Regions from separate parts of the Homo sapiens genome. Here regions 2 and 3 are each linked to region 1. A link is a contact called in ENCODE Hi-C or POLR2A ChIA-PET data. All regions are on one chromosome and are shown on one strand. The core of a region is the stretch at or near the end of the contact, and the rest is flanking DNA. Distances in the headings are between cores, read along the strand shown. Region 1 holds the start of SPOCK2 (SPARC (osteonectin), cwcv and kazal like domains proteoglycan 2). Region 2 overlaps CDH23 (cadherin related 23). Region 3 overlaps CDH23 (cadherin related 23).

Region 1 (2,897 bases), core at 125-2,624:
TCCCCAGCCCCCAACCCGGCCCGGCCGAGAGGAAGGAGCCAGCCCCGCCGGGCCGCCGCCTGCGACTTCCCCTCTGATCCACAGGTGCCGGTAAACAAAAGTGCCGCAGCTACCCCCCCGCCCCCACCCCGCGGAGTTCGGCCCAAGGTTACGCCGGGGTTCGGGCGGCGCCCGCCGGGGGCCCCCAAACCCAGCTTCTGGACTCTCCCCGGCTTCTCAAGCCCACCGGGCCGGGAGCCTTCCTCTGGCTCCGAGCTGCTCCCCTCGCTCCAGGCTGGATTCCCCCCTGAAATGTTGGTCCGGGAAAACCAGCCTGGGTCCTCGCGCGCCCTTCTGCACGGGGACCCCAGCCCACCCCCGTACGGACACGCCTTCCACCATCTCGCCTAGAAGGCTGCTGGGACCCCAGACCCAGAGCCCCGGTCACACTCCCGTCCCATGCTGTCCCCCTCCCGCAAAGCCCACGGTGGGAACAGAGGGCACCGCGCGAGCCGATGCCACCCTCACTGCCGGCCCCACCCAGACCTGCCGGTGCTGCAGTGCCCCGTATGTGCAGCCTGCAGCATCCCAGCGGCTGGGGCAGGCCCGGGGGCGGCTCGCACAACGCAGCTGGGGACCGGGTCGGGGTCCAGCGGCAGCCGGGGTCCGGGTCCCCCCGGCCCCGCACCCCTTCCCACTCCCGGCCCGCAGGGGAGACCCCGGAGCGCGCGACCCCGGAGCGTCGGGCAGGTGTGGAGCTGGGGGTCCCGGGGCTGGGGGGTCCCAGGGCCGCCGGCCCGGGCCGCAGGGACAGGGGAGGGGCGCTGGGCTGTGACCCCCAGTACTGTTTACTTTCCGTGTAATTAGCCGGCCAGGCTGCGGAGCCTCGGGCTGCGACGTGCGGCGGCCGCTCCCGCAGACCCCGGAGCTCAATCCCCGAACCCGCAACCCCGGGTCTCTGCCTTGGCAGCCCTGCGGACTCACGTCTCGGAAGCGGTTCCAGTGCTTGATCTTGCCGCTGTACTGCGAGATGGACGACAGCCATTGCTCGTCCTCCATGAAATTGCCGGGGGTCTCGCCCTCCTTGAGCCCCTTGGCGTCGCCTTCGGCCAGGGCTGCCGCGGCCAGGAGCAGCAGCGGCAGCACCAGCCGCCCGCAGCCCGGGGCGCGCATCGTGGTCTGGGTTCGACCTGGGGGGGTCTTGACTTCTGCAGTATTTTAATGTCCTTCCTCCCACCCCGCTGCTGGCGAAGCGCACGCGGCTGTCCTCAGCTCTCCTCCCGCGGTCTGCCTCCGGTGACTGGCGGAGAGTGGGTCGCGGCTGAAATGTGACCTGGTTAGGAGATGCACTTGTCTGAAAAAGCCCAGCACTGGACGCGGAGAGGGAGAGAGAATCAGAGAGGCTGCGCCAGCAGGGGCTGTAACTGTAGCATCAGCATCACGTTTGACATCATCATACCTGGTTTAAAAAAAAAAAAAAAAAAGGAGTGGGTAGATTTCAAAGCGAAGCGCTCCCTCGATGAGAGCGCCAAACGCCAGCCAGCCGCAGCGGGGCCCAGCCCCGCCTGGCACACAGGGAGTTGCAGACCAAGAAATCCAGAATCCCGAAATGTCCCTGAGCTCCCTCAAAGGATGGAGAGCAAGAAGGGCCCCAGGATCTCCCCGGGGAAGATGGGATGGGGGAGAGGGCACAAAACTCTCCGGTTACAAAGCCAGCCAGGCTCAGGTGTCGGAAAGGGAATTTGGCCAGACACTGTTTTTCTCCCCTTGCCTCCCACCCAGAGGGGCCTGCGCCACAGCCCTGACAGCTGGCTTCCTGCGAGTTATGGCTCTACCGTAATGGGTGGCTTCGTTAAGACAAAAGCCGTATAACAACTGGCTGCTCAGAACCATTGCTCCCCAGCGGCACCGCGTTGCGCAAGGCAAGGCCTGAGCACTGAGTGGCTGGTGAAACAGAGGCAGATGTCCTCCTCCCCAGGCAGCTGTTTAGGGGCTGTCACCCGTTTTGTCAGCTCTTCCCAGGACAACCCTAAAAGGCAAATGTCTGACCATTTCATCTGCCTTGGAGGCTGCAAATTTGGAAAAGGCATATTTGCTTATGGTTTTTTGACTTCAAGTTAGTTTGAATAAGCCACTGGGGAAGCCGGGGAGTGGGGGGCTGGGGTGGGGTGCTGGTTTTGTTTGAGGTGTTTCGGGTTTTGTTGAAACTGCGACCCTCCTTATTGGCTGTAGATTTAAATGTTGACATACCAGCGGGGAAGGCTGGAGGCTGGCCACAGTCCCAAGAGCACAGCAGAAATGGGGACAGGTTTACATTACAAATACATTAAAGAGGAAACATCATCTGATGGGACAAAACCTAGTGAACTTTTGGGACCCAAGCCCTAGATTGTGTTTTTATAAAAAGACTTAGCTGCTGTGATCTAAAAATAAAATAAAAATTTAAAATGCTTTAAAAAACATAATCTTAATCAGTAGGAAAAAACATAGCTTACAAGGTTCCTTGTCACCCTGAATCTGGCCTATCTGGGAACTCTGAATGCCTCAGTGGCTCAGGCCGGAGTCTCGTTGGGAAAACAGAAAACAATAGCTCCCTTTCCATGTTTTCTTGTTTCCTTTGCTGTTGGATTTAGTGGTGGTGCTGCAGTGAGGCCCTGGCCATTGACGTCTTCATCTCACAGTAATAAAGCATTCTTCCTGGGTGTGTCCTGGCGCTGTACAGTGAGAGAGCACGGCTTGCTGTCGTGGAGACTAGAGGACAGAATCCCACTTACTGGCTGGATTCTTGAGCAATTACCTATTTTCTATCTAAAACTAATGGTAATACCATCATTAAAACTGCTGTAAAGTGCAAGCAAAATTACATACTAAGTGGGCATAATGGGCATTTTTTTAAAAAGTTAGTCTTTCCTCTGGTT
Region 2 (2,897 bases), core at 271-2,770, 360 kb before region 1:
GTCCTAAGGGATGAAAGAGGTGTCCTTACTGTACTAACCCCTGTATCCACAGAGCTCTCTAGGGTAAGTCAAGGAAATCTCACTTGGGTGATCTTGGAGGTACAGATGCTAACCTCATTTTACAGATGAGAAAACTGAGGCACAGAGAAGTTGCTAGTGATAGAATCAGGACTGGAGCCCCCATCTTCTGAATCCAAGTTCAGTGCCCTTTCCAATGAAAGTGACCCTAATATATTCCAGTCACCTCTCCCAGCTGCCTCATCAAATGTATTCTTTCCTGCCCAGCCTTATCTGTGCAGCCAAAATCAAATCAGCCTTAGTCCTCCCGAATGGCTGAAAACCTACACACAGATGTTCCCACTGGTTGTGTTATGTGTACTACCGCCAGCAGGGGGATGACTGAGATGAATGAGATGACCTCTCAAGGCCGCTTCACCCCCACCCCTACACACTCAGCAGCCCCCAGCCCCTTCCCCTAAACCAGTGAGTCAGACCCCAGACATCAGGAGTAGGAGGGAGATGGGAAGAGTCAGGCAGAGCAAGCAGGGACTTTCACCCAGAACTGAGTGCCCGGCTCCTCTTATCAGCCCCATCTCCACCCCCTGCTTCCCCCAGGCTGGAAACAATGAGCGGTGGTCACCGGGTACTCACGATCACAAACACGATGGGTCTGATTGCTCAGGGGCTGTGCTGGGGTGGGTGACTCAGCCCTGACCCAGCTCCTGCTGACACCTCCAACGCTTTGCCCCAAGAAGAGCTGGGAAGACACCTGGGTCCTTGCAACTGCCCTGAGTGAGACCTGCCCTGTGGAAATGGCTGAGAGGGTCAGATCCCCTGGTTCTTACAGGGCCCTGGTGATGGAGACTCAGACACAGTAACCTGGACATGCACATAGCCATGCTGGCTTGCATGACTGTGAATCTTATTCGTGGGCTGGTCAGTACGCCCTCATCAGAGCCTGCCTTGTGTGGGGCCTACTTCAGGGCACAGAGTGACTGATGTCAGCGAAGCTGGGGTTGGGTCTCCAGACTTCAGGCTTCCTAACCACAGCCCTCCATGTGGCCCTCGCTCCCCGCTCCCTCACCCAGGCGTGGTGGGCTCCTGCCTCCTCCCATCAGTGCCTCAGCATTGTGGCTGCAAACCTCCTTTAGCCACAAACCTTCTGTATACACAAAATGATATGCAGCATCCCAGGGTACAGTGTAAAACAGATCGAAGCCAGACTGTGACAATCAGTGCAGGGGTGGGGCTCCCAGAGCCACACCTGCTCAGCTACTTACGTCCTGCCCGTCTCCCCTGAACCCTGAGGAATAATAAACCCTCACACGTGCCCGATATTTTTCTAAATGCCTCGTGTACTTTAACCTCCGTAACCCTCATAATAGCCTTATGAAGTAGGCACTGTTAATACCCCCATCTTACAGATGACAAGACTGAGGCAAAGAGGAATTAGCCGACTTGTTCAGGGTCACACAGCGGTAAGGGTGGAGCCAGGCTTCATGCCTTGGCAGCCAGCTTGAGCCTGTCCCCTTAACCACTACACTCCACTGCCTCACATAAGCCTCTTCAAAGCCCAGTCAGAAACCACTGCCTCATCCCCACAGGGTAATTTTAAGGTGAGAATTTGAGGGCTGGCCCCTGGGGCAGGTGCTTGGTGGCACTGTAGTACACAGCCTCCACACCCATGAGACCCGGGAGAGCTGGGGGCCTTCCTGAAGGCAATGTGGGGACTCTGGCTTTCCGCTGGACTCATTTTCCCAGCAGCAGGGGAGAGACGGCTTGCAGGAACCATCCACATCCTCCAGTTCCTGCCTCAGAGACCGGGGACAGCCCCAGTGAGGGGCCGGGGAGTACAGAGTGAGACAGTCCCCTTAGAGACTGGGTGTCTCAGGGTGTTCACGACACATACACACACACACACGCACATATGCCCACGCACACCTCCTCTCCCTGTCCTCCTAACCACTAGCACCCCATTTTGCAGATGAGGAAACTGAGGCAAAGCACTGCACTGGCACAGCACTGGACAGGCACAGCACTGGACAGAAAGCAGGTCTGGTTCTCCAGGAAGCCCAGTTGCTCCCACTTGCTCAGCAAGAACCTGACAGACCTCTGCTTCCTGTACATCTGTGCCTCTCAGGTTTGCAAACCATCTTGCCTCCTCCTGTCTCTGCTGCTAAAAACAGGCTGAAACCGACCAGAGGCTGGTGGCATGTAGCCAGACTCATGGAGGACAGGCCACACCCCAGCTCCCTGCCACCTCTCTCATCTTGTCATTGTACTGTCAGCCTGGCCCTGTTTTTTCCCCACAACCCTTGGAGTCAAGGTCATTTGGACAAGCAGATTGAGGAAGGGTAAGGCGCACAGTTTTGCAAGAGGAGTGGTTAGTTTCTGTTTACCGAAAAAGAGTTCCTGAAATTCATCCATGCAAACTCCCCCCCGCACCCACCCTACCCAGGATCTTCCCCAGCCAAGTTCTGGGTGAAGCCAAATTTAGGTTCCAGCCTGTGAACAGCTGTGCTCTGGAGTGGACATGTTAGTTTGCATAGTGGGTTCTGGGTGTCTGGACATGAAAATTCTAATGACACAGCAGAGCTTTGGGAACCCTAGAAGCAGCGATGCAGAGAAACTTTTACACCCATATGCCTCTCTGCCCCCAGCCCTGCCACCCTCCCCACCCCAGAGTCCTCCACTGGTCAGGCTGCTGTTTTCGGCTTCTACCAGCCAGAAGCTCTGTCACTTCTCTCCAGCTGATTCCCAGCTAATCCCCAAAGAGAAAGCAGGGCTGATCCCAGAGGCAGTGACCAGATGCCAGACACACACGCCTCTGCTGCACATGCAGAGGCCCCTCCCTTAGTGCTGGTCACCACATGCAAAGTCTGTATGGGGCATCACAG
Region 3 (2,897 bases), core at 297-2,796, 340 kb before region 1:
CTCCACAGTTGGCAGGCAGAAAAGGGAGTGGCAGGAGCTGATATGGAAGGAGCCTACCCATCAGCAGCAGCGTCTTCTGGACCCAGAAGAAGGCCCAGGCCAGGGCAGGCAGAGCACAGATAGGAACGTTTCTGGTGTGCAGTACAGTGGAGCCCTGGACCTGTGGGCACAAGTTCATCTCCCAGAGCCCTTGTATGTGCTCTAAGCAAGTCCAAGGTGAAGGCCAAGCCAGGCCCTGGCCCATAATACCAATCCATTCAGTGAGGAGGAAGCAGGAGACCCAGGGTTTAGTCGTAGTTCCACCGTTTACTTGTTTTGACAAGACACAGACCTTTCAGAACCTCTATTGCCCTCTGTGTTAAATGGCAGCAATAAAACCTCCCAGGATTTTCAGGGAAGGGGGTGGATCAAACAAGTTACAACACATGTGAAAGTGTGTTGGAAAGCACCAAGTATTCTAACAGAAAAGGCCAAGAAACAGCATGCATGCTGCCACTTCCCTCTCCCGTGCCCAAGGCAGACATGGCTATCTATCTCGGCACTGTCTCACCAAGCTATATTGATCATTCAGAATCCCTCTCAACACATTCCAGGATAGTTAGGGTGACATAGCCTCCATGGGGTGAAGAGAAGCAGCAATGCAAAGCAGGGAATGCCCAGGGAATGGGCCAGGTGGCCTGTGCCGTCTATGGGCTGGGCCTCATGCTCAGCTGGGCTGTGGCTGGGCTTCAAGAGGCCTTTGTTCCCAGCATCCTGGTTAGCAACCCCAGTTCCTCTTTCGTGCATTGTGGTTCCCTGAGAAAACGTTAACCCAGCCCCCAGCACAGTCAGGCCAGCCCTGGGGAAGGCCTCATTCATGAGGCAGGACCCCAGGGGCCAAGTTGGTGCTCGGTGGTGGCAGGACCCCTGCAGCCCCCTGTCCCACTGCACACTCCCAAGTCCACCCCGCGAGGAGCACCCCCTGAAAAAGGCCATGTATCAGCCCCTCTGCCCTGGGCCACTGCATGTAGTGGGAGCTCTGGTCAGGCAGAAGTCTTTTGAAAAGCAGGTCCTGGGGCTCCTGCACCTCCACCCCAGCGCCCATCGCCACGGACTCCCCCAGGCAGGGCCAGCCTGCCCACCAGCAGTCACCAGTGGCCTCCATGGTGTGTTTTTAGGGAGTGCTGAGCAGTCCCCGCTGTGTCAGCAAAACCCTCCAAATGGTGCTTTCAATTCCATTCCTTCAGCCTCTCCCTGGGAGGGAATAAAGGCAGGAAGTCTCTATTAAACTGTGAATGTCAGGAGATAGGTAAGATGGCCCCTAATTCCTGATTGATCTCCTAACAATGAATTAGTTCTTAAAAGCATGGATTTCCCTCTCAGGGCCTCAGACTGTGCCACGAATCCAGCGCTCCAGGAGCCTCCTGCCCCAGCCCCTAGTGCTCCTCCCGCCCCCTGGAGGCGCCATGTTCTCGCACCCAGCTCTCCCATGCACCCCAGCCCACAGCCACCAGGGCTGGCATCAGAGGCACTACCATCCCGGGCAACTCAGAGGGCGGCTCCAGCAGCCTGCCCCTCCCCAGCAGCAGCAGGGAGGGACGTCCCTAGTGCGTTGTAGGCAGGGCCTGTGGCCATGGATGAAGATGGAACTGGGAGCTCAGAGTAAATTTCGCTGAAAACAGGAAACCACGAAGCCCAGATGCGTTCAGTTGTAAAAGGGTCCAGAGAAGAGAGGGCAGGGCCGCACCAGAGGAAGCTGAGGAGGAAGTGCGGTGGCTGTTCTGCTGCGGGCCGCCTCCCTCTCCACACAGCAGCAGCCAGGCCTGGGGTCTGGCAGCCAAATTCTTAGAAGTTGTCTCTGCCTCAAGGTCAGCAGCTGAGGGCTGGGGCCAGGCCAGCCTCCCCAGAGGGCAGGGCATGCTCTTCCTGAGTTGGGAGAACCGGAATCTGGGCTGTGGGCTTGTCCTTCGACTCCAGGAACAGCAGGTGTCCTGTCCCCACTCCTGCCATGCAGGCCCCCATGAATTGTGAAAAACATACCCTCTTTCCTTCTTTCTTTCTTTTTAAAATTTGTTTTGAGGCAAAGTTTTGCTCCGTCCCCAGGCTGGAGTGTAGTGGCTCGAACACAGCTCACAGCAGCCTTGAACACCTGGGCTTAAGCGGTCCTTCCACCTCAGCCCTGCAAAGTGCTGGGAGGACAGGTGTGTGCCACCATGGCCAGCCAGCACCCTCTTCCTATGGCAGCTGGCATCAAGCATTGTGGTGACCAGAGGGAACAAAAGAAGGGACCCCCCTCTGCCTAGGGACAAGGGAGAAGCCGGGGTTTGGGCATATTCTGGCCACTCGAGGTGTCAGCCCCATCTCCGGGCCTATGTTTACCCTCTCCTCAAAGCCCCTGGCCCAGCCCAGGCAGAGCAGGAGGCCCTCAGTGGACCATTCCTTTGGGCCTAACTGGGGGGCTTAGAAGCAGGGCCATGTGTCCAGGTGGGGTTCCCTGGCTGTAGCCACAGGCCCAGGGCTCACTGCTGCCAGGCAGCCTAGAGGTGCTCCCCTTTTCCATCCCCCCAACCCCCCAAGCAATTGGGCGAACATCTTCCCGCCTAGCCCCAAATCCTGGCTTTCAGCACCCAGGCCCAGCTCAGCAGAGCCAGTGTAGGCTGCTAGGAGACAAATGCCCAGGCTGGACTATGCTCTCCACAGTACCTGGGGCCCCCATCCTGCTAAACGCTACAGGGGGTCTGCCCAGCCCCACCTCACCTGTCCCCATGCTCAGGCACTGCCTTCCCTGTTTTACCCCCAGAGTGTACAGAGATGCCCCCTACTCTCCTCCCCTGCTTTAAAATCCTTCAATCACAATTCCACAGAGGACTCACCTTGCCTATGTGTATAAAAACAAAGCCAGGGCATGCCCACAAGCA

What was found. A loop is a pair of places that touch in the nucleus more often than their neighbours do. ChIA-PET counts read pairs that join two places held with the same protein, here RNA polymerase II (POLR2A). Pooled maps may share reads with other maps.
Region 2: a loop to region 1 is called in a pooled map, with 11 times the contacts of the local background. The contact joins the enhancer-like site here to the promoter of SPOCK2 in region 1. A Hi-C loop is called at or near these places in 1 of 168 maps with a recorded cell type or tissue (naive thymus-derived CD4-positive, alpha-beta T cell) and 6 of 50 pooled maps. POLR2A ChIA-PET finds 5 or more read pairs at or near these places in 2 of 52 experiments (activated CD4-positive, alpha-beta T cell and activated CD8-positive, alpha-beta memory T cell).
Region 3: a loop to region 1 is called in a map of CD4-positive, alpha-beta memory T cell, with 2.6 times the contacts of the local background. The contact joins the enhancer-like site here to the promoter of SPOCK2 in region 1. A Hi-C loop is called at or near these places in 2 of 168 maps with a recorded cell type or tissue (CD4-positive, alpha-beta memory T cell and naive thymus-derived CD4-positive, alpha-beta T cell) and 1 of 50 pooled maps. POLR2A ChIA-PET finds 5 or more read pairs at or near these places in 3 of 52 experiments (CD4-positive, alpha-beta T cell, WTC11 and activated CD8-positive, alpha-beta memory T cell).

Annotation. Positions count from the first base shown.
Region 1 is chr10:72,087,177-72,090,073 of GRCh38, forward strand. SPOCK2 (SPARC (osteonectin), cwcv and kazal like domains proteoglycan 2) reads right to left here and starts at 1,375. Exons shown (of 11, transcript NM_001244950.2): 1 at 964-1,375. The coding sequence starts at 1,152.
Region 2 is chr10:71,725,756-71,728,652 of GRCh38, forward strand. The region is part of intron 30 of CDH23 (cadherin related 23); the gene reads left to right. It also overlaps a transcript of C10orf105 not described here. Among named protein-coding and RNA genes, the nearest start is that of C10orf105, 7.4 kb to the left of the region's middle. RefSeq lists enhancers at 1-969, 1-728, 729-1,501. Within about 2 kb of position 1,521, at least 29 of the 41 ENCODE cell types and tissues checked have a DNase peak (open chromatin) inside an H3K27ac peak, as active enhancers do.
Region 3 is chr10:71,747,270-71,750,166 of GRCh38, forward strand. All of the region lies in intron 38 of CDH23 (cadherin related 23), which reads left to right. VSIR (V-set immunoregulatory receptor) reads right to left here. Exons shown (of 7, transcript NM_022153.2): 7 at 287-2,897. Among named protein-coding and RNA genes, the nearest start is that of VSIR, 25 kb to the right of the region's middle. RefSeq lists enhancers at 729-938, 1,324-1,373, 1,574-1,703. Within about 2 kb of position 1,547, at least 29 of the 41 ENCODE cell types and tissues checked have a DNase peak (open chromatin) inside an H3K27ac peak, as active enhancers do; they include CD4-positive, alpha-beta T cell, where a contact is called at or near this core.